3 separate regions of the Mus musculus genome follow, and all the other regions are linked to region 3. The links are chromatin loops, found by intact Hi-C in ENCODE. Cell type or tissue: left cerebral cortex. All regions are shown on one strand. Region 1 has its middle 21 kb from the start of Gm46201. Region 2 overlaps Gm34184 (predicted gene, 34184). Region 3 holds the start of Nuak1 (NUAK family, SNF1-like kinase, 1).

Region 1 (8,000 bases), 81 kb before region 3:
AAGTTAAAGGGAACAGAGGCAGTGTGTGGGCTGCATTGTGGCTAAAGTGCAGGGCAAAGTGGACAGACACAGAACCTGATGATAGAATGTAAAGATACGCACTCACACTAGAAACAAATAAGCATCCCTTATAAGATCACCAGTTAAACCTGTTGTATTCTGTAAAAAAAGAAAAAAGAAGCCAGGGATAGGTTTGGTGGAGGTGCAGTATGATGTGGAGGAAGGGGGTGCCTCTGTGGGCCCATGCTGAGGGATATACCCCCCCCCCCGAGGTACCAGCCACAGGACAGTACAATACAGAATAGAGTTTATTTAGGGCATGGGAAGGGGAGTTGAGGTGGTAGTAGAAACAGAGAAAGACAGAGGGAGGAGGGGAGGAAGGGAGAAAGGGGGAAAGGAAGGAGGAAAGGGAAGGAGGAGGAGGGAAAGAAGATAGAGAGAGGAGAGGAGAGGAGGGGAGGGGAGGGGAGGGGAGGGGAGGGAAGGGAAGGGAAGGGAAGGGAAGGGAAGGGAAGAGAAGAGAAGAGAAGAGAAGAGAAGAGAAGAGAAGAGAAGAGAAGAGAAGAGAAGAGAAGAGAAGAGAAGAGAAGAGAAGAGAAGAGAAGAGAAGAGAAGAGAAAAGAGGAGTAGAGGCCGGCCATGAACACATGGAGAGAGAGGAGGCAGGTGAATGGGGAGAGAAGGAACAGAGAAGGAAGAGGTAGGAGAGGAAGAGCAAGAGAATGAGGAGGAGGCAAGCAGCCCTTTTTATAGTGAGTCAGGCACACCTGGCTGTTGCCAGGTAACTGTGGAGCCGATCCTAGATGGAATGCCAACAAAACCTATGCCAAGATACCTATTCTTGCCTGTTAGCTTACTAAAACCTTGACAGTTCTACTCCCCTCAGTGGGCAGACGTGGATAAACATCCGTCTTCCCCATCCCTGAGGGGTGCAAAGGATACAAGCCCTCAGGGTGTGTCCACTACTTCTCTGGCGCTGATAGGAACGATCTACAGCAGGGAGGATTTGCTTTCTGCCCCAGTTTGAGAAAGAAATCAGATGGGTAATAATTAAATAAAATAAATATATGAGTAACTGCTAAGGTTTCACCTAACTCTTTAAGTTTTAAATAAAATCTGAGAAGAGCATAGGCTGAGCTTCTTTTATTCCCAGAACACAGTAGCATCTCTGTTTCTCTAACGGGTGCTCGTTGAATATTCACTAAATAAATGTGTATTCGCTATGGATTGCATTTGATTATTACTAACAGGGACAAACTAATTTTTCTCATCAAGAAAAAATGTAAATAAAACAACAAACAAAAGAGTCTAGTGTTGGGGCGTGCTGGTGCATGCCTGTGATTCCAGCACTTGGGAGACCAAGGCGGGAAGACTGAGTTCTAGTCCAGCCCAAGCTACATTACAGAGTAAAACGTGAAAATCTAAACGAACCAAAAGAAGAGTCTGTCTCTCTCCCTTTAAGAGAAGTCCCCCAAGCTTTAAGATACAGAAAGTGGGCCAAGTCTGGAGTCTAACTGCCAGCATGCATGAAAATTCCCAGCCACATGACCTTGAACTTGCTTGGTCTCTGGCTATGTATCAGTTTCTCCCATGGTAACAGGAGAATAACAATAAATTCCATCTCTTAGGGCCAGTTGTACATCTTAAAAGATGCAAGGTTGCTAGTCAGCTTTATCACCCTCGCAAACAAATAACCTGAGAAAGACGACGTGTGGAGGGGTGTTATTTGTTCCGGTCTCTGAGATATTTCTGTCGGTGGCCATCTGGCTCCCTGGTGAGTCAGAACACCACGGTGGTAAAAGCACATGGCAGAGCATGTTCACCTGATGATGGGAAAAGAGAGGAGGGAGGGAGGGAGGGAGGGAGGGCCACCAAAATGGCATACATTCAATAACCTTATCTATTTAACTAACCCTCATCTCTTGATTCCCATCTTCTTGCAATAACAATGGATTCATCAAAGGCTATTCATTGAAGATTACGTCAGAATGATGGAGTCATTGTGGATTACATCAGAGGCTAAGGACTCCCCAGAGGCCTATCAGCTTTCAACCAAGCCCTAACCTGAGACTGTGGAGATTTGGCATTCAAACTCTCCCATATAGGAACTGGGTTTGGATCAAAGGGTGGCCCCAACGGTGTGTTACCATCCATCCATTCCACTCCAGTCACAATTCATAGCGACAGAAATTGTGAACAATCACATCTGTATTTTATAATGTGTGAAACAATCTCCCTCACACTGTCTCTGTGTTCTGTCCCCTCCAAAATGTCAGTGGTATCCACAACGATACCGGCCTCAGCAGTTAGAGAAGGTCTGGTAGGCCACTCAGTGGGTAAATCACTTGCCACACAAACAGGAAGACTCACCTTTGGGTTCCCAAAGCCCGCAGAAAACTGTTCGGGTCGCATGCATCAATAATCCCGGCCCTCCTATGGGGGGCGGGCGGGGTGGACCAAGTCAGGAGAAGCTCCAGAAGTTCAGGGGCCAGGCAGCCTGGGGTACAAAGCAGAGAACAAGAAGAGGCCATGGCTCAAAGGAAGCAGAAGGCAAGAACCAACATCTATGGTTGTCCTCTGCCTTCCTCAATAGTCATGTCATAGCGTGCACTCACACATGCATACACACAAACAAGCATCATATGTGTCAGTTGCCCACCAGAGAGTACATGTGCAACCATCTGCGTGTGTTTAATCCTGTACTCTACTGCATAGCCTTAGGTGCGGGCAGCAAAATATTTACATGTTGAACATTTTCTGTGTTTGGATAGTGAATGTCTGTGTGAAACCTGTAACCTGTACATTATCATACAAAATATACACTTCTAGCTCACATTCACATACTGCTTCTACCGAGGCTTATTGCCCAGATACTCTGTGATTGGGTTTTCCTTAATACAGTTTGACCCTCCCTTTGCCTCGTGACTCCCCTCTCCTCTCCTCTCCTCTCCTCTCCTCTCCTCTCCTCTCCTCTCCTCTCCTCTCCTCTCCTCTCCTCTCCTCTCCTCTCCTCTCCTCTCCTCTCCTTGCTCGTATTAGATTGTCTCTGGAAGTTTGATTCAGGGATAAGTTCCAAACTGGGATGTATTTTGCTCTTTCTCTCATGCCCAGCTCAGAGCTGGGAAAAGCCATGATATGAGAAGGGAGATGAATCAAGGATGCTAAATGAGCAGAGAACCAAGTGAACCAGCTAGGTCCTGATTCACCCATAGCTGGGATGGGTGTCTTGTGTATCCAAGTAGCATCCTAGGCAGGCAAAACCACATCTCATTTTCTTTACATTTCTTTTCTGCATAGGTAATTAAAAGTTGCTTCATGGACTGGAGAGATGGCTCAGTGGTTAAGAGCACTGATTGCTCTTCCAGAGGTCCTGAGTTCAATTCCTAGGAACCACATATGGCTCACAACCATCTATAATGGGATCTGATGCCCCCTTCTGGTATGTCTGAAGAGAGCTACAGTGTACACATATAAATCAAATAAATAAATCTTTTTTGAAAAAAAAAAGTTGTTTTAAGTTGCTTGCAATTGAGGGCCATGCTGGGTGCAGCAGTTTGACAATCACATTTGAGCTAGCAAGTCAACTGAGGTTCTGATGACTAAATTCTATCCCAATAACCCACAGTGGGAGGAGAAAACTAAGACTCAAAAACTGTTCTCTGACCCTCACATGTGTGCTATCATGAGCACATACACACACACACACACACACACACACACACACACCTGTCCACATATACTTGCTACACACACATATGCAGGCATGCATATACATATACAGGTGCACATATACCCTCACACACATATGCATGCATACTTGATACCTCACAGTTCTGTAGTTCACAAATCTAACCCAATATGACAAAATCCTCTGTTCGCCATCTCTTAAGGCTAAAGTCAACGTGTAAGAACAGCTTACTCTAATTTGCCTCGTATTTGCTATGATAAACACCATGAACTAAAGCAGCTTGGGAAGAGAAAGTTTATTTCATTTTACGACTTACAGTCCATTGGGGAAGGAACACAGGTTGAGAACCTGGAAACAGGAACAGAAGCAGGGGCCATGGAGTAGTGTTGTTTACTGGTGTGCTCCCCATGGCTTGCTCAGCTGCCTTTAAGATACAACCCAGAACCACTTGGGCAGTGGACTAAACATCCCCATATCAACAGTCAAGAAAATACCTCTACAGACTTCCCACAGGTCAGTCTGATGGATGTAATTCATTCCCCAGACTAAGCAACATGCAGCTACATTCAAGATGCCTAGGACTGGTGGACCACAAGTGTGTGATTATCGTGGTGTTCCTAGAGGAGACTGATGGATGCCAGTGTCTGGGAGTAGACAAGACCAGCCCTGAACAGGGACAAAAAGCAACTTAAGGAAGGAAGAGCTTATCCTGAGTCAAGGATTGAGGGTATAGTCCGTCATAATGGGGAAGACATAGCAGTAAGTAGAAGGAAGCCAGTCACACTGTGACCATGATCAGAAAGCAGAGAGAGATGAATGCTGGTGCTCAGCTCCCTGGCTCCCTTTTTCCTTTTCGTTCAGTTCAGAAGTTCAGCCTACAGGACGGTGCCACCCACCCTCAGTCTTTCCTCTGTAGTTGAACCTTTCTGGAGTATCCTCACTCACATCCTAAGAGGTGGGTCTCCTAGGTGACTCCTACTAGAGTCAGGTTGACAGTGAAAATAATCATTACAAATGGAAGCGGCTGGAGACTTTGACTGGCTGTAAATGAGTCACCACTTTACTTCCCAAAGACATTCCAAAATGATTTGACTTTCCTCCCGTTGCTAAGTCTGGTGGTATTGCCTAGTAGATCTACCAGAATGTGCCAGAGGAAGGAGAGGAGAGACACGGCACAGAGGAAACTTAACTTGGAGAGTCTTTGATCTCAAGTGGCAGGCGCTGTGAGAGTAAAGGGGGTGCTGGGAGATACAGGGAAGATGGCCAGAGATGGAGGGAGGGAATGGAAGTGAGGCCAGGAGCAAGGTTGGCTCCTCCCAGATGTCCATTCCTAGCATTTGGTACAAACCAGGAGAATGAGAAACCGAAGAGGAGAAATAGGTATGCTGGGTGGGAAGAGAGAGATTGGACGCCTGAAGATCATTGGCACATAGGTTCATCCCTGTACCCAGCAGAGCAGAAGAGGGAATTTGAGAAAATGGAAGCTTTAGTTAAAAAGGAAAGGAAGGAGAGAGGAGGAGGAGGTCACAGAGTAGAAAGTACCCACAGGGAGCAAATATGAGGAGGGGCATCCCTACTGACAGCCTGCAATGGGAGCAGAGTCTGGCTGCCTCTGTACCAAGCACGTGATCCCATGCTCCCATCTGCCTTATAATTGTCCTGCCCAGCTTCAGCTTCCAAGGCACAGGCTGGATGCATCCTTGTGAGTCTGCAGCCCTGCACAGGCCTGCTGTCCTCATTTTGCAGGGAGAAAGCATCTTGGTGATATTATGAGACTCCAGATGGCACTCTGGGCTTCCTGCCCACATGCCTTATGCTTCCTCAACCCAAGAACGGTACCACCACCTGGGGTCTTCTTTATTTCTTCCCAACACAGCCCAACACAGCCATTCTCTTCCTCTTCATCAGCACACACTTCCTCTCCCTCCTCAGACCTCTGTCCTAGAATATCTTGCAAAGATCACAGGTTGTGGAACTCCATAGACCTAGGCTAGTTATTTGGCTTTTCTGAATGTTCCAAATACTTCATTACATGCAGAGTGCAAGATGTAATAGCCTAATTCAGCACTTGGCACGAAGTAAAAGCCACATTGACATTAGTCTGGGCACACAGACCTGCAGACATCTTTTCAGAATCTAACAAATCTGTCCAAAGTTGGGGGAGGCGGGTACAATGTCAGTCAAAAGGAGAGAGCTGCTATCTGGTCTTGCCACTTCATTGTGTGATTTTAGGCTAGTTAGTCTTGTGACTTTTTGAGCCCTGGTTACCTCATCTATAAAAATGAGGCTACAAGTTGAATATCCCTTATTCAAACTGCTGAAGACCAGAAATATTTTGGATTGTAGACTTTTCCAGAATTTTTTTTAATATTTCATAAACATAGTGAGCTCTCTTTGGGGAAGGACACAAATCAGCACATGGGCTCATCACACGCAGCCTGAAAATAAGCTTATATGTGATTGCCTAGTCTCCAGGGAAAGCATGCCGCGTGAGCCTTCTTGATAAACCTTGCCCAAGTTGTGTTCCCAAGTGTCATGTCTTTGTTCATGATGTTCTGGTCTTAAACTTGGCCTTCCCTAATATGCTCAACATGTGACTTTCATCCGATTCAGATCCTTTGAATGTCTTTCCTATGTTAAAAAAAGTCCTCATCTTAAGATGTCTACTATAAGGTGGAGGTTACTATGGAAACCCTGTCCTAGGAGTACAGACATGTGCCCAAATCTACTCCAATTAGATAAACCCTAGCCTAACTTGACACGAGTTCAGATCCTATATTAAGATCCATTCTAGGAATGTCAGTTTTCAGTGTCAACCCTGACAAATGTACATTATCAATGTTCAGTCCTTAGTCACATGTTGGCAGTGCATGGAACAAAGACTGTGACCACTAGTGCCAGCTGCGAGGTCTCTACCTAATCAATTCTATAGCTGGGTTTTGGCTCCATACATGGAATCTCAATGACTAGTCCTGCTGCAAGACTCTGTGTTTATAATGAGCCTTAATAAGGTTCATCTCTGTTGAAAGAACCTGAAATTTTTCTCCCAGTATTTGGAGCTAAGAACTTCAACTATGAAGTGATGTCCCTCTTGCACCATGAACAGGATGAGAGTAGAAGCCAATCTTGCCTTAGTCAACACTGAGTTTCATTGTCTTAATCTCATATGTTCAGGAGCCGGGTCAGTTAGGAATCTTCTGTTGCAAGAAGACAGATGGCCAAATCCAACAAACAGAATCCAGAAGCCTTGGTGCTTGCTTTAAGGATGGATGGACTCAGAGATACAATGAGGTTGTATTATACACTGCCCTCCAGCCTTATGTTCAACTCACTCTCTCTTGACTCTCATTCAACTCATCACTTTTGGCTCTCAAGAATAAAATCTGCCACCAGAAGTGTTTCTAGGTTGACTTCATTTTCATAGAAATTTAGAGAAAAGAAAAAGGAAAGAAGGAAGGAAGGCACAAGGCCAAGGAGAAAGGAGGGAGAGAGAGGAAAGAGGGATGACCACTGTAAATCTCTCCAGCACCCCTACTTCAGTCAAATATCATCAATCAACCATGTTTGGGTCTCGGCATTAGTGAACTCTTAAGCCAATTGTGAATCCAAGAGAAGGAGAAATTCAAGTGGGAAGAACGATGAAGGCTGTGATAAAGTCACGTGGTAGGTGATGTACCCCCCTGACCCGTGACCCCTGACCTCAGGCATCACATTGTATTGGGAAGAACCATATAGCCATGGATATGACACATAACTGCAAGAAAAAAATATTTTAAAAAGAAAGGAACATCTCCATCACCACAGAGCTAAAAGAGGGCATAATATAAATGCAATATATCTATATAAATATAAAAATGAAGTCTACCTACCTGCCTGTCTCTTATACTCACATTCAGATATATCAGGATGAGGTATGAAATAGGTCTTGGGAGCTTAACCAAAGAATGGCCATGAGCATGCATCGAAGCAACGCTCAAAGGAAAGAGATAAAGTTCCTCGTTGCACCCAGAGGAAACGAGAAACCATTAACTGAGGTGTCAATTTCCTCATTACTCCATGCAGACCTCAGTAAAACCTTATCATTCTCAAATAGGAATTACACTTCAGGAAGTGGTCATTAAGACCTCTTACCGGGACGTGAACAAAGGCGAGTGAAGTAGGCTGTGTGGTATCCGAGGCTGCAAGAGAAAAACATACATACGTACTGCTGCTGGCCTTTCCTCCTCACCCACCCACCCCAGGCCTGGAACTGAACCAGCCTAACAAGCCAAGAATACTATTCCAAAAATTAAAAAAAAAATCTGCCAGACAT
Region 2 (8,000 bases), 350 kb before region 3:
TGATTTTACATTAAAGACAGAGAGGACTGACCCCAAACACGGATGGCTTGAGAGCACCCAAGAATTGCAGGATTCTGTAGTTCCTGGAACCATCTAATATAAACAGAGTTGGGAAAAAAAGAAGTGTTTAAACGCTGCACTGGCAAGAAGGTGTGGTGGTCTATCTCACTAACTGAAGAACTTACGGTCTATCTCACTAACCCAGGAACTTGTTTCCAGGGAAGCTTTAGAAGAAGAAAGGTTTTAGCTACTTATTGTTTTAGGCATGAATGGTTCAAGGAAGTCTCAGCCATCACCATAAAGTAAACCTTTAAATGGCAAAGTAAAATAGCAAGTTTTTAACAGAACATAATAGGACATGCTGTCTATCCTCTTTCAAAAGCAACCTTGAGAACGGTTCTCACCCTTTCATAGGATGCTAATTGGGACACAGGTCAGGATGCTATAACAGAACACCACAGACTAGGTTGCTTAAACAACAAAGATGTATTTCTTCACAGTTCTAGAGACAAAAGTCCCCAGTCAGGAAGTCATCATGACCAGACTCTGGTCCTGGTTAGCTCTTGCTTGCAGATGGCTGCCACTGTGCTGTGTGCTAATGTGGCTGCTCCCTGGGCATGCAGGGGAGATGGGAGTGGGGAGGGAAGCAACAGATACAAAACATCACCTGTATGGATGGAATGTGGTCATCACCTAAGCTTAGGGAGGGGAATTAGTAATCCAAATGAGACTAATGTTATGGGTCATTGCTCCGATGTTAAACTAAGCTCCTCTTTGCTTTGACATAAATTCTGCACCTGCTGTGATTTCTAGGCACTGAAGTTTCGCTGTACTTGTAGCAAATAGATGCTTATTGGCATAGTTGGTGAGTGGTCCCATCCCTGGCCAGGAGCACCATTGCGCTCACACTTGGGACCCACTGTAATGTAACTTTTACTCATACAGTGGGTACGCAGGCAAGAGAGTTTTCCTGCAGGAAGGTTAATGGGAATTGACTAGAAACTTGGCCCAGGAAAGAACTAAGAAATACAAGAAGAAGCTAAATGAACATGTGTGAAAGAAGGGAATGAAAGAGAGGAGGTCCTGAGTCAAACATGACTGTGTCCCAGGATTGAATGAAACAAACAAACAAACAATCAGGAACGAACATGACTGCTCCTAGGTCTGTTGTAGGAGACATTTTATTATCTAGATATGTGGGAGAACATAGCCAGAGGCAAGGACATCAGGGAGAATCCAGAGTGGTCCTGACCAGACTGAGCTGGGTCATATGGAGAGAGGGGAAGGGGAAGGCAGAGGGGAGAGGGAGAAGTGCTGCAGCCAGTAGGGGCTTGGATTATATAGGGAAGAGTGGCCCAGCTCCCTGGGTTGGGGAGTTTAGGATAGGGGCAGGATATGCCAGTCAGGAGGACCCTGTAACAGGGAGGGACAGAGGGATGCTGGGAGAACCTGGTGGCCAAGTCTGCTTCGGTATGTTAAATAGGCACCTCAGCCATTTCTCCCAGGGCTGAAACCTAACAAGGATGAATGTTGAGAATATTGATATGAAAAACCCCAGATCTCAGCTCCAGAAAACTCAAGTGCAGAAACGAGAGGAAGGTATTCTAAGTGTGGCAGGGGAGGAGCGTTCTGTTTTAGAGAAGTTCCCCCACTTGACTGGAAGTGCAAAGGTCATGGGTTCCATTTTTAGGTAAGAAAGCCGAAGTTTCCATAAGTTGCCTAACATGGTCTTCTGGGGGTGTTGGGATTCCACAGGTCACATACAACAGATTCCAGCTATAGTCACGTGTAGCTGAAGGATGGGTGTGTATGGGGAGGTCTTCTAAGCAATGTGTCTTGCTTCATCCTTGTGTGACAGTACTCACAAACCGAGGTGTATGGTCACTCTATGAAATCTTGATGCGATGAACAGAGCCTAGGGGGTTGCTAGTGTAACAGGACAGGCTCCTTTACATGAAAAATCTGTAGAAAGACACTATAAGATAATAAGAAACTTACTTAACTACATGATCCAGTCACTGTTGACTTACAATCTCACTGGGCTCCTCCTAAACAGCAACTTTGCAACGGCTTGCATCATTTCCTGTGGCCATTGCCTGCCAGGTGCAAGCCAGGTGCATCAGCATGTAAAGACTGCTCATTATCCTAGCCTCCTCCCCCTCCCCCTCTTCCTCCTCCTCTTCCTCCTCCTCTTCCTTCTTCTCTTCCTTCCTTCTCCTCCTTCCTCGCTCTCTCTGTCTCTCTGTCTCTGTCTCTGTCTCTGTCTCTCTCTCTCTCTCTCTCTCTGTTCCCATGTGTTCCCAGTCAGCCTCTCATTCTGTCCTTCTCTGTTCCCTTCTTTTCTCTGCCTCTGCTCTTTTCAGGTCCCAACTCCCCTCCCTTCCCCAATGGTAACGTCCTTACATTAATCAGGTCTGTTGCATGGTGTGATTTCTCATATGCAGGGGAGCATGCATACAAATACTTGCTTACACAAATCTACTCTCTCATACACATATAGCTTAACCAAGCCAAACTCCCCACCATCCAATCCTCCATAGTCTACACTCTTCATGAAAGAGAATGCCTCGGTCAGTGAATGAATTAAAAATACATTAATGATAAAGCTGTGGGTTTTGCCTCTATGTTTCTCATTGTCTCGGCTCTTGCTTTGTTCTGTTGCTGGATGAAGTGAGGAGAGTCTTGACTAGCTTAAGTCTATGTGGCAGTGATGATTAACCTCTAGGAACACTAGACAGTTTCTTCTTCATGCTGTTGGCAGTCTATTGGGTGACACTTGGATCCCACAACTGACAGAGGTCAACGGACAGACAGACTGCTCATTCTGGTCGCTCTGTCCTCTGGTCACCAGAATCTGTGGTTACTGCGGGCTGCCATGGTGGGAAGGAGCACGGTGACTGGCACACTGGCTCTTAGGTCACCTGTCAGTAACACTGACCTCTAAAATGTCTCTAAGACATCTGCCCGTTCTTGTTTTAGATGTGGTTGGGTGGAGGCTGAAGCGAGTCAGGGGTGGTGAGTATAAAGAGGAGAAAAACAGAGAACTTGCAAAGATTCAGGCAGTGGACTGTAAGTGTGGAGGAATTCAAGGGGACTTCTGGAAAGGGGACTTTTAGCACAGTAGACTTTTGGCCACATTGAAGTACCAAATAAGACAACTTGAAATCACTGGCAGGTGCCTGGAGGAGGTGGGACTCCAATGTGAATGCCATACCGTGTTATTATTGTCATTTATATTTACAGCATAGCTCCTCAAAGCAGCTGCACTGGAGCTCAGCAGGCCTGTCTGAGAATGAGGACGGGAACTGAGTCATAAGCGTTATCAAAACTCTGTTGGCTTCTTCTTCCTCCTCTAGAAGGTCAGCCTTGCTTTTTAAAGGGACGAGGAAGCACTTACATCCCTGGGGTGGCGAGGTATTCCAGATGGTCCAATACCTGCTCCCACATCTCAGCTGCAGTCTGCAAATTTACCTCATCTAAGTCCTTAAGCGGGTTTCAAGCCTTGGCCTCAGAGGCAGAATTGGAAACCATAAAAATACCTCTTTGTTCAGCTCCCTGGAGGGAGAACAGATGTCGTCCGCCTAAATGATTTTCATAGACGGAACGTCTCCTATGGTGCAGCTGCCCTAGAATTTCCAGAAATGACTGGGGTGATGCAAGGTACTATGGAGACCTGGTAGCTGCAGTTAGCTTTCCTTCTGCGAGGTATCAGCATCGTCCTCCTTGGTGGGCTATGAGATGTTTATCAGTGGTACCAGGAGGTGGGAAGCCAATCTCTTCGTGACCACTGAGCTTCCCCACACATGGACAAGCCTAGAGCTGAATGGAGAGGTGAGCTGGGAACTGCCCCTCCCTTCTCCGCCAGGCTCACACATGCAATGTAGGAAGGAAGCCCAGTGCTGTTCTAATGTCCTCTAGGTGACAAGGATTTTTTGCACCATGTGCAGCTGTATTCAGCAAGTACATCAAGAGGTGTGGACATAACGGGACAAATAGCTCATTTTTGACTAAGGGCACTGAGTTCTAACATTACTATTGTGCCAAAAATGTACAGGCTGGGACCCCAAACACCCGCTGGTAGAGATTCTGTCATCTCCTCTGATCTAGGAAGCAAAGGTTAGAGAACAAGAGTTCAGAGTCTCCTATTAACTTTCTAACAACCAATCCCTCTGCCTTATTGTAGCCTTTACTAACCAGAGAAAGGGGGTTTGGCTGTTAGACGCAGAAGTGGATCACCTTCATGCAGGGCAGAGAAATGGCTGATTTTGTGTATCTGCTTGGCCGGATTATAGCAGACAGGAGCCATACCTTCATCTCTCCATGCTCCTTAGCTTGCAGATCTCAAATGCTGAGATGTCTTATCTTCTGTAGTCACGTGGGCCAGTTGTTTACAGGGATGACTTTAAAGATAGATTGTTTTACCTGCTACACATACACACCTACACACATACCATATACACCACACACACATGCCTACATACCACACCACACACACTCACACACACACACACATACCACACTACACCCCCCACACACACACACATACCACACATACCATATATACCACACACACCATATATACCACACACACCATACACACTACACATACACCACACACATACTGCACATAACACACACACACACACACACACACACACACACACACACAATTGGTTGCCTGGAGAAGTCTCATAGAGGCAGCTAGTTTCAAAACCTGACCCGTGAGTTCTACAGATTTTATGTTGAGGCATCTCTATTAGAGGTGGGGGTGGGGTAGTGCTCCCATTTGGTAACCTCGAGGTCTTGAGTACATTTCTTTTTAGCCTTTTGGGTTATTTAAAAATGAAATTGAAGCCTGGCAGTGATGGTGGTGCAGGCCTTTAATCCCAGCACTTAGGAGGCAGGCAGATCTCTATAAATTCAAGGCCAGCCTGGTGTATGGAGTGCGTTCCAGGATAACCAAGGCTACACAGAGAAACCCTGTCTCAAGAAACCAAACTGGAAAAAAAAAGTGCAACTCTCAGCTGCTTCACAGAGTTCCTGAGATACCAAGAGGCCACATTTTGGAGCCCTTTGTCTTGAGGTCCATGTGGCATTTCTGCCTGTTGCCATGATGCCAGTGAGGACATAGATGGGCCTTACCCCAGGCTGTTTCTCCTTGATCAAGACAAAACCTTAAGGAGGGGTCAGGGCCAGACAAGGGACATCAATTACTTGAGCGAGAAATTTCACCAATGATATCTGTTGTGGCTGGACTTGGGATGGCATGGTTGTCCCAGTCCCTGGACTTGAGGACACAACCATGGCTGCTTAGCTCCCACGAATCCTGTGACCCTCCTCCTTAATCTACCTAGAGCTTGCTTAATCTACCAAGATCTTTTCTGCACAGTAGAAGCCATAATATTCCCATCTTAGATCTTTCAGCCCCTAAGTAGATCCAGGCTACAGGGTTGTCTTTGTCTTCAAAACTCTCTCTGCTTTTGAGCCTGTGTGGCTACTGCACGCTGTCTCAGGAGGGCCCACGTCCTGGATAGGCTCCCTATTTCCCGAGGATGGGATTCTCTTCCACCCCCAACCTCTGGTGAGTGTGTTCCTATATGAGTTCATGTTGTGTCTCAGACTTGGTGTCCAACTCCAGAATCAGGGTCAAGGGTTCACCTCAGCTGCTTTGCATCCTTCTGTTGGACAGTAGGCACACTGCTATCTCCAAGAATATGGTGGAACTGTTTCATAATAACCCATAAGGCCTCAGCGTCCTCCCATCTTTTCGTCCAGTCCACACCAGAGTCACAGAGTCGATGGTTTTCTCCCATGCCCCCTGCCCCCCCAAGCTTTTAAAGATTTAGGGTTCTTTGGGCCTAAGCCACTCAGATGAAAATAATTTATAACCCCTTTCCATCCACTCCTTTTAAATACAAGCTGTGGGACCCCCCCCCCCTCTTACTCTCCCCTCTCCCAGGCCAAGAACTCTGGGATGCTTTAAATATTTCATGGTGAGTAAAGTGGATAAAATCCTTGCTTCCAGGGCTTGCTTCTCTGGGGATAAAGCAGTGTGTCTGTGGGAGGGTATTCATGAGAACTGCATTCTGAGCAATATGTACACTTTAGCCCTGGAGATCCTGCCCACTGCTGCGCCCTTCTGTTAATATGCATAACAATCTTAGGATACTTTTTGTTACTGTTACCTACTCAAACAAATCCTTTCACAGGACCCAAGACTGAAGGCAATAGAAGCCCAAGTCCACCCAATCCTACAGCTGTCACAAAAAGAAGCAAGCTGCAGAATGAGGTAGCTATGTCGCTTTCTCCAGTACAATTCAGAAGACCATGCAGCCTTCAGTTATGTCCACACCTTAGGTAAGATCTTATGGTCTCTAAATCTATGTAGTTGGTTTTGGCAGAGTTTGGTGGGTGGCTTGGGTAGCTTGATTGAATAACTTTGGCTGGACACTTATCTCTCTCCCTCTCCCCCTCCCCCTCTCTCTTTCTCTCTTCACTGAGTTACGTAGAAATTAGGTAATGTTGGTCATTTAGACTATGATCTGAAACTAGGGCACACCATAAACATATAAATTACTTTTGTGTGTGTATTCAATTCAATTTCCCAATGAGATTGTTTTTTTTCTTCCAGCATAAGAAATAATCTACTGATTATTTCTTATGTGTATGTGCATATGTGTATGTTCTCATGTGTACATGTGCATGTTTGTCCATGTATGTGTGAAGGTCAATCTCAGATGTCATTCCTTGGGTACTGTCCACATTGTTGTTTTGAGACAGTCTTTCACTGTTCTGGAACTCTCGGCTAGGCTTTCTGGCTAAGGAGTACCAGGCATCTCCCTCTCTCAACCTCCCCTGTGTACCCTCATGCCTGATTTTAAAATGTGGGTTCTAGGAATTGGGTTCTCATGGAAGGCTATGAGAGCTAGGATTCATCGTGGCAAAATTGAGATCCACTCTACCCGACTTAACCTAATGTGTACTGTCCTGGTTTGAATATGCTTGGCCCAGGGAGTGGCACTATTTGGAGGTGTGGCTTTGTTGGGATAGGTGTGTCATTGTGGGTGTGGGCTTTAAGGGCCTCATCCTAGCTTCCACAGTGGCCTTTACTGACTAAGCTCTCTCCCCAGAAGCATCTCCTCTAGAGAAGCATTAGCCATGCCATCCAATGAACAGAAACTTTTGGATGATGATAACAAACTTAATATTGTCTTTGGCAATATTCAAAATGACACTGACAATCCATTTATCCAAAGTCCTTGCTCCACTTTGTAGAGCTATCAGAAAAGATTGCTGTCTTCCACAGGACACCATCAGCTTAAGAGTCATTCTTCCTCTTGTGTTTACAGCCCCCATGGTTGCTTTTGAAATACTTCAAGTGGCAGTTATTGTACTGTCTTAGTTAGGATTTTACTGCTGTGAACAGACACCATGACCAAAGCAAGTCTTATAAAGGACAACATGTATTTGAGGCTGGTTTACAGGTCAGTCCATTATCATCAAGGTGGAAGCAGGGCAGCATCTAGGCAGGAATGGTGAAGAGAAAGCTGAGAGTTCTACATCTTCATCTTAAGGAGGCTAGTGGAAGACTGACTTCCAGACAGCTAGGATGAGGGTCTTAAAGCCCACGTCCACAGTGACACACCTATTCCAACAAGGCCACACCTCCAAATAGAGCCACTTCCTGGGCCAAGAATATTCAAACCATGACACATTAGGTTAAGTCAGGTAGAGTGGATCTCAATTTTGCCACGATGAATCCTAGCTCTCAGAGCCTTCCAGTCTTCCTTTGATTATCTTTGAAGCAGGGGTTAAAACCGGAAAGGCACAGAGACATCTGGAGCTGGTAGCACAGGGAAACCTGGCCCAAAGGAAGACTCAATGATCACTGAATTTAAGCAAACTGAATCAGATCTTAATTCCAGGATGTTTTAACTTTGACTTGGTTTGAAGACCTTACCAAGCCCAATCAGACTGACAGAAAGTTCTCTTTGGTGGCG
Region 3 (8,000 bases):
TTTACCCATGGAGTGCACCCGTCCCCACCTTCAGGAGCAGGCTATTTGGGGCACAAAGAATGCAGCGTGTGTCCAGGTGAGGAGCTCCTTGGTCTGAGTCATTAAAACAGCCAAGAAGCAACACCTCACCATCCTCAGCCCATCTCTCTCCCAAGATGCTTCCAGCTCTTATCTCCTCACAGCCAACTCTTGTGAAACTCTCCCTGCTCCCCAACACCCCAGCTCTCCAGGTCCCCAGGCATACAATCTTTCCACGACTTGTATCCAGCTCAGCTTACTTTCAAAAAGAGCTACGGTCAAGGTTTCTGGGTACAAACACTGGTCTCACTGCTGAAGCCGGGTCAGCTCGCTACGCCTCCAGTCCTGCTTCCGTAAAATGGGGTGGTAAGATCTGTAGGGGGAGGTCAATCGGTCGGTACATACCTGGCCCACCCCAATACACGAGCAGTGCTGATTGCTGTGATTTTCAGTTCTCATCGCCCTGCCTACCTGACCAATCTGACATCCCACTGCACCCCAGAATAAATCTCACATTGAACGGCACCTGATCTGCTCACCTGACCCTGTGATGCTCCCAGGTCCCAGGCTCCTGAGACCCACATCCAGGGACAGCTTCAGCAGGACTTGGCTTCCCCTCCTCTGAGCTGGTAGGGAATGCCAGCTAAGTGCTTCGGTGACGGAGAGCGTGCAGGGCAGGTCTGCCTGTCTGCAGACTTTCTGCTTCCATTCATTCCTTACCAGCCATGCCTTCTGTTGCCAAACAACTTCCAATGCCTTCTGAGGTCACGGGCACTAACCTATAATCTCTACCCATCTGTGATAGCCCTTCACTCCGTGAATCTGCCTCTGGTGGCATCCTAGAAGACTTGGTTGTCACAGCCCTGCCTCTGCATTCACTTCCTGAACTACAGTAAGAACCAAGTTCATAAAAGAGTCAGCCCACGGTACCACTGGCAAAGAGGAATGTCCAGAGTCACCAGCTGTGTGACATAAAGAAGGCTCTTGATTTCTCCAGCAGCAATAGGTTTCCAAACACACTTAAGAGATGCTATCCAGCTGTGAGCCTCAACTCTTCACCAAAACCGATCCACTAGAGCGAACTTAGAGGTGAGGGTCAAACTAGGGAACATGTCTGGAAAGTTCTAGGCTCAGTATGGCACACCTCATGATTTCAGAACCATCTCCTGGTGGCAGCTGGGAGGTGATTCAGTTGGTCTGTTCCTTGTGCAGTTGGAAGACCTGAGTTTGGTCCCCAGGTGGGACACACTCTTGTAATTGTGGCACTGGAGAGGTAGAGGCAGGTAAGCCCCTGGGTCTGGCCAGCCAGTCTGCTACTCTGCCAACTCCAGGCCAGAAAGAGACACCCTCAAACAACAACGTGAATAGTGCCAAGGAAATGACACCCAAGGGTTTCCTCTGGTCTCCACAGGTTCACCAGGATAAATGTGTGTACAGCCACAGGCCTACTATACACACAGACACACGAACACAAACCCACACTTTAAATAATTTCTCCCTCCCCCCCATACACACTTTCACACACAGAGACACACACACAGAGACATGCACACTCCCTCATACAAAGACACACAGAAACACACACAAAAAGACATAGACATACATCTCTTTCGTACACACATCTTCTCTTATACATGCATGTGCACACATACTTTCATATTCTCTTACACAGACTCTCACACGCACTTTTACATATTCTCTTTTTCTCTCTCACACACACACTTACTTTTATTCTCTCACACATACCCTCACACACACACACATATTCTCTCTCTCTCTCACACACATACTCCCATACACACACATACATCCTTGCATATTCTCACACACAGGCATGCACACATACAATCACATACAGTCTCTCTCTCTCTCTCTCTCTCTCTCTCTCTCAGATGTAACTGCAGGAACAAGCGCTTCTTTCTGGGGTCAGCTCACTTTGATGAACTAAGCCGCACTGAGCTCCTGCCTGCCTCCCCTGAAATGATGACAGCCTCCAGGGAGTGGGATGCCTGGCCGAGGAACAGTTTCCCCCACCTCTTCTAGAAGACAGGAAGCTCCTTACTCACGCATGGCTCCCCAGCGTGTGTGGCAGACAGTCTGAAACCCCAGTCACCCCGCCTAACAGAATTCATTCACTGTTTTTAGGTTGGCTTCACTTCTGCTACGATACGTCCCAAAGGAATGAGGACGGCGACTTTAAACAAGAACAGACGTCCCTGACTCAGGTCTCTTCACCTAAGCTCACTCACTTCAGGTGTGAAAAAGTCAACTAAAATTTCTGGAACAGGTTGGGATGACACATTGGCCAAGATCCCTGATACACTGGAAACTGAGCTTGAAATGTAGCTCTAACAGGGCACCTCAGCCACTGTGCCCGTACATAACTAGGTTGGCAGGCCAACTTGTTTGTATAGCTCTCAGACGTGCAGTTTGCCATTGCTGGGTTGGGGGAATTGCTTTTGGCAAGAGATATTCACTCATGATATTCACTTTGGTCAAACACTCCTCCAAAAGCTGTTTGCCATTTGGGTTCAATTCTTTGTTGTTGTGTTATGTTTGTTTTAGCAATACTTTGTGTGCCCTAAAGGTCCAAGAAATTGGATCCCAAAAAGTACATGCCCTATGATGGCCCAGAAGTTCATCCCACAGCCTGCCCAAAATTTCACCCAAACAAAGGTTGTGAAATAAAGGGGGCCCAAATTCAACCCTGTAGAAACACATTCAGATCCTATCTGAACCTCGTCTTGCCCTCCTATGCCTGTGCCTCCCTAATTAATGTAATTACCCTGGCAAAGTGAGTAGCTCCTTTGCCCCGACTCTCTGCAAGATCCGAGGCTAATTGCCCAAAGTAACCTGTCTCTCCAACAGCCTTAAAACCTAGATGAAATCATCAGTGAGAATACGGAAGACAATCAATCCACCAGGAAGAGACACCAAAATGTCTCATTTTCCCTTTTGACACCTGACATTAGTTACTTCTGCAACTTCCAAAATCCAAGAAGTTGGTACTGTGGCCATCTAACTTTCCAGCTGGGGAAACTGGCACTTCACAGTTAAATAGCTTCTCTGAGGCTCCAGTGCCAGTAGGGGCTACATAAAGATTCTGAATGCCACCCAGGGCTCTGAGCCTGTCTGTAAGACTGTCCCAGTGTTAGGCTTATTGTCTTGAGCAGCTGAGAGTTCCTGCCTTCCATGCTCAAGCTGTGGCTGTAAGACCACATTTGGGAAGGAGGAAAAGGAGAGACCGGGACCACGCAGAGGATTGAACCAGCTGGCCCCTAGCTCCTGACCATATGTCTCTTCAAGGCGTTGAAGGTAATGCGGTGTATGCCTTGTTGAGAGCTACAGTGACTGTCCTCTGTGAGCAGGACCCCTACTTCAGGCAGGAATGCTGAGTTTCCAAGCATTTACATCGATACCCAGCCCCTGAGCCATGCAATCAGAACAGGTGAGCATCCTTGCTCCTATGTGAGAGCTGCTCTCCAACGGGGCTGGAGGAAAGCATCCATAGGAAATCCACCCAAAGCCAGAGCAGGCAGAATCAAGTCCGTGTTTCCCTGAGCCTCCTCAGCGGAAGCTAGGAGGCAAGACGAGGTAATCGCAGATAATGTTTTGCTGCTCTTGACCCGAGTCACCAAGCACCAAGTGGGCAAGTGCAATGCTGACCACTGTTTTTCTGCTTTGCTTTGGGGTTTGCTTCTATTATCTTCTATTCAGACAGGCATGGGGAATTTCCCACCTGACAATTCTCATTCTTCACTTGAGCCTGTCTGCCATCTGTGAACAGCTCACTCATTGAGGAGGATCCAGGCCCCAGGAGGACTTCTTGCCCCGCCCCCAGACCTCAGGTTCCAATCTGTTAAAAAGGGAGGGTTCACTAGAGGGTCTTGCTAACGTTTTTCAACTTAGCTCTCAAGTAGAAAACAAACCCATGGAGAAGTGAAGCCGTTTGGTAACTCTCAGTTCCTGGGCCTGTATTCTACTGACAGCTTCAAAATCTTTACATAATTTTTTGAATAAAACAAGAGATTTCGCTGAAATTAATAGCACAATGGGAGGGAGGGTGAACCAGACAATAACAGCTGACTGACTGGTCTTGCAGAGGAGAAATGAGCCTCTGTCGTTCTCTGGGCGCCCCCTAGTGGCCATGAGGCTAAATCCTGGCAGAATGTTTCCAGACACCCACCAAAGAGGAAGGCAGGCGCCTGCCTACCAATGCAAGTCTAACCCAGCCTGCGGATCAGACAGCTAGAAGAACGCCTGCCTGACTGGAAGCCACAATGGAGCTCAGCGGCCAAGCATATGCCACAAAGATTCCAAGCCTGGCTGAGCTGTCTCACAAGCACTTAGGTGTGAGAATGTGAGGGTCCCCACCACAGATTCCAGGCCTGCCCTCCCTGCTCCGACCCCTCACCTTCTCACATCTTCAACCTGCACCTCAGACAGCGCCTGTTTTTCATTATCCTGCTTTCCAACTTACCAGCACGATTCTTCATCAGCTATTAAGACAACCAGGGAAAGGAGCTACACTAAGTTTCCGCTTATTCAACGTCCAGCCTGGGGAGTGTCACCTCGGGAAGAAACGCATGAATGAGCGTGCTGCTCAGGCTCTTCATCTGCAGATAATCTCTCCAACACACACACACACACACACACACACACACACACACAGAATTCTCAGTCTAGAAAGCAAAGGGCACCTGCGCAATTATCATAAAATTCATGTATGGCAGAGAAGTTTATTTTAAGAACACAAATCCCTATCTCCAACTCATTGATAACAGACGTTTTAAAGATGATAACGCAAGTCAGCGTGGGCAGTGAGTCTGAGAAGCGGAGGGGCTCTGCAGCTGGCCACATAGTTGAGATTACAAGAGCAAACCTTGCTGACCGCAATCAGTTTCCACAGAACTATCTCTATATAAATAAAAAAGAAATACTACCAACACACTGACAGTTCGCTTTGCCCTCCCTGTAGCTACTGGTTAGGTTTATAAGCAACAGCATCCTCCCCCAGTCCCCCAGTACCCCGAAAAACTGCACACACGAGAAGCGTCATAGTTTCTGACTTTGGCCCTAAATCGATTAAAGTACATCTGATATGCTTTAAATCAAAGAACCATGTGCATTTCTGCCATACACCACACAAACTCTTTCTGCAAGAGTCAGTCACTTTGAACCCAACTCTAGCCACAACCAGTGTGGATTTCAAGGGCCTGTTCTGCAGAGGGGGAACCGACAACAATCCAAAACTGGGACAATACTGAGCCCCCGAGGCACCTGGCAGAGCTTCAGCTGTATCGGGTGCGGCCGGCCAGACCCCTTGAACAATTTAAGTAGTCCTGAAGCCAGGACCTGGTAAGGCAAGCGAGCCTGCTGCAAATCAACTCTGGGACTGAATGGCCACCCCTGCCAGGGACATGTCATGCTTGCCAGAGGCGGGAATGCAAGCTGTCAAGAAACCTCAGACATTCAGTAGAAGCTTTTAGGTTTGATAGACAGGAGGAGTCTGTCTTTTGCAGCAAGAGCAGCATCAGGGTAAGCAAGCATCCCAGTGGAAAGGAGAAGTGGGACTGCAGGTAGATGGGAAAGAAGCGGGGGTCCTGAGCAACTACAGGACACCACACTTTCGAGCCCAGCTTCATGGCTGATAATGTAGGTCTTTTTGGAGTTTGTACAAATAAGGAACTCCCGGACAAGGTCTGAAGGTGTGTCTTTGGGGAAGACCCCATGTTCTCAAAGCTGCAAAATGTGAATCCTAAACACTACTTTGCTAGCTGGGGTAAAAAATAAAAAAATAAAAAAGGTGGGGTGAGAGAAGCCCCCAAAATATGTGCAGACAAGATGTAACAAGTGTTTTCGGAGATATACACCTGAGTCACGGGGTGCTGAAAGGAAAGTGAGGAGTCTGACTGGGGGCTTCTGCTGAAACCTTTCTAGAGAAGGGAGCCCCGGTGGCGTGGTGCCCCCAGACCGTCTCCCCGCCCCCATCTTGGGCCACCAGGGAACCAGCTCGAACCCCTCCAGGAATTTCCCTTACTCACCACTCGGCCTGAAAACCTCTCGGTGGCTCTCTTGACTTTGCCGTAGGTACCTTTGCCCAGGGTCTCTTGCAGCTCATAGCGATGCTTCAAGTTGTGTTTGTGGTGATGTCGCTTCACCCCGTGCGGCTTCCTGGGCTCCACTGGGGCTGCAGTCGCCCCGGCCACCGCCTCCAGCGGAGAGCCCGGCAAGCCGGTCTCTACAGCAGGGCCATCCCCTGCCGCGGACACTGCCGCCCCTTCCATGACCAAGCGCAGGGCGAGCCGAGTTGGAGAGGGCAGGTCCCGGCACAGGGGCTCGGGGTGGTCCCCACCGAGGGAAACCGGGGTGCGTTCAAGGTCGCCCCCGCAGCAGCATTGCTGAGACGACCCGACCTGGCTCTGGCTGCCGCTGGGGCACTAGCGGCGGCGGCGGCGGCGACTGCACATCTGGCGTCCCGGGCGCGCACGCTCGGCGCACCGCCCCCTGGCCAGCCGCGGCAATCTGCGGAGCGTCCGGCGAGGTGGCAGCGATGTCAGGGGAGGCGGTGGTGTTGGCGAGAAGGAGGGGAGAGGGTGGCTCCGCGCGCTGGAGAGGAGTGTTATGTGGGGCGCCGCGCCCCCCGCCCCCGCGCCGGGAGGACGCGCAGACGGGGCGGGGCGAGAGGGGAACGCGGGGCGGGCGCCCGGGTGTCCCCACCTCCGCGCCGGGCCACCGAGCAGGGAGGGGGCGGGGTGCGTGTCGTTGTTCACTCTTTGTGCGGCGCGGCGCAGGCCGGGGCGGCGGCCCGGCTGCTTTGTCCTCGCCGGGTGGGGACGCAAGGTCCCGGGTGGGTCGAGGTGGAGGGGTTGGGGATCGTCAGTGCTCTTGTCCCCTCCCCGAGCGTCCCGCACTCACCCTCCGGAACTACTGCGGGCCGTCCGCAGCTAGCTTGGGCCGATCGGCCTCGGATAAAGGTCGCAGGTCCCCGAGGCCGCAGAGGCGACAACGCACAGAGCCAGGCTCACGCTCTGTGGCCCGGGGCTGTAGCCTCCTGGGCCACCCTTCTTCATGTTTGTTATGGTGTGGCGGAGGCCGCCAGGCTCGCTGGAGCAGGGGGAGGCTGGGTTGAAAGGAGGCCCAGCGGTGTTGGGTTACCGGCGGTGAGTCACAGTCCCCTCCAGCCGCCGAGGCCCTGCAGGCCCCCAGCTCCGGCACGGTCAGGGCAGGGCCCTCCTGGAGCAACCGCGGAGCCTGGAAAGTCCCCGAGAGGGATGCTTCGGAACCCCGGCTCTCTCAGGGAGAAAGGCGGAGTCAGGAACGAAGGGAGGCTCGAAGGAGGAACCCGGCCCTTCTCCAGGGCTCCGATCTCCCGGTAAAGTTCGGGAGTCCAACAGGGACCAACACCTAAGAGGAGGGAAGTGGGGGCCTGGATGGAGCTGGGTCCCCTGAGCTGCCCAGCGCCATTGGAAAGACCCCTTTCCGACAAACCAAGGCTCTGAGATAAGCCTAGGCCTTGGCCTGCTGAGCAGTTCCTTGTCCAAGCCAGAGGCCACTTGCAGGCCTCTTGACCCCCTCAGGCGATGGGAATTTTCCTTTGACTAAAACGGCCAGATCTCACCCCACCAGGTGAAGGTCAGGCAGGAAGGCCTCCCAGCAAGGCTGCCCTGGTTCTCCTGAGATGAAGGGAGGAAAAATAAGACATGAAAAAATTAAAGGTATCTTGAGAAATTTTTTAAAGTAATTTCACATAAATTACATTGTTCCACACTAGGGTGGGAAGACCGACCAGGAAGAGCATCTGGTGTAGTCTCCAAGTACTGGCACTTCCTTCTGCAGCCCTCAGGTTCCTCCCGCCCTCCAAATTCCTTCTGACTTCACTCTTGTCTACTTCTCACCTTACACTGGACTCTAGCAACAGCCTGTCTTCTCGAGACGCCCCTCGCCCCCACCCCTGTTGTCAGAGTCATGGCCTGAAACAC

Evidence for each region. A loop is a pair of places that touch in the nucleus more often than their neighbours do. Peaks named below come from ENCODE experiments on the same cell type or tissue, not always from the same donor. Only the 100,000 strongest peaks of a DNase experiment are listed, where the experiment ranks them.
Region 1: a loop joins it to region 3, with 7 times the contacts of the local background. A loop is called at or near these places in 2 of 42 quality-filtered maps.
Region 2: it touches region 3 in a loop (2.6-fold over the local background); 2 of 42 quality-filtered maps call a loop at or near these places.

The regions. Positions count from the first base shown.
Region 1 is chr10:84,352,775-84,360,774 of GRCm38, forward strand. No RefSeq gene overlaps it. Among named protein-coding and RNA genes, the nearest start is that of Gm46201, 21 kb to the left of the region's middle. In left cerebral cortex, a CTCF peak has its summit at 3,429 (motif pointing left); DNase peaks (open chromatin) are centred at 1,747, 4,947, 5,438, 5,797 and 1 more place; H3K27ac peaks cover 5,226 bases.
Region 2 is chr10:84,086,053-84,094,052 of GRCm38, forward strand. The region is part of intron 1 of Gm34184 (predicted gene, 34184); the gene reads right to left. It overlaps Gm34113 (a long non-coding RNA gene), which reads left to right. Exons shown (of 3, transcript XR_380638.2): 2 at 6,210-6,357. Among named protein-coding and RNA genes, the nearest start is that of Gm34113, 5.4 kb to the left of the region's middle. In left cerebral cortex, no CTCF peak of the experiment used is centred here; DNase peaks (open chromatin) are centred at 3,442, 3,869, 4,318 and 6,144; H3K27ac peaks cover 2,262 bases.
Region 3 is chr10:84,434,053-84,442,052 of GRCm38, forward strand. It overlaps Nuak1 (NUAK family, SNF1-like kinase, 1), which reads right to left and starts at 6,616. Exons shown (of 7, transcript NM_001004363.2): 1 at 6,063-6,616. The coding sequence starts at 6,305. In left cerebral cortex, CTCF peaks have their summits at 4,160 (motif pointing left) and 6,520; DNase peaks (open chromatin) are centred at 2,126, 3,222, 3,536, 4,176 and 4 more places; H3K4me3 peaks cover 6,398 bases; H3K27ac peaks cover 6,055 bases.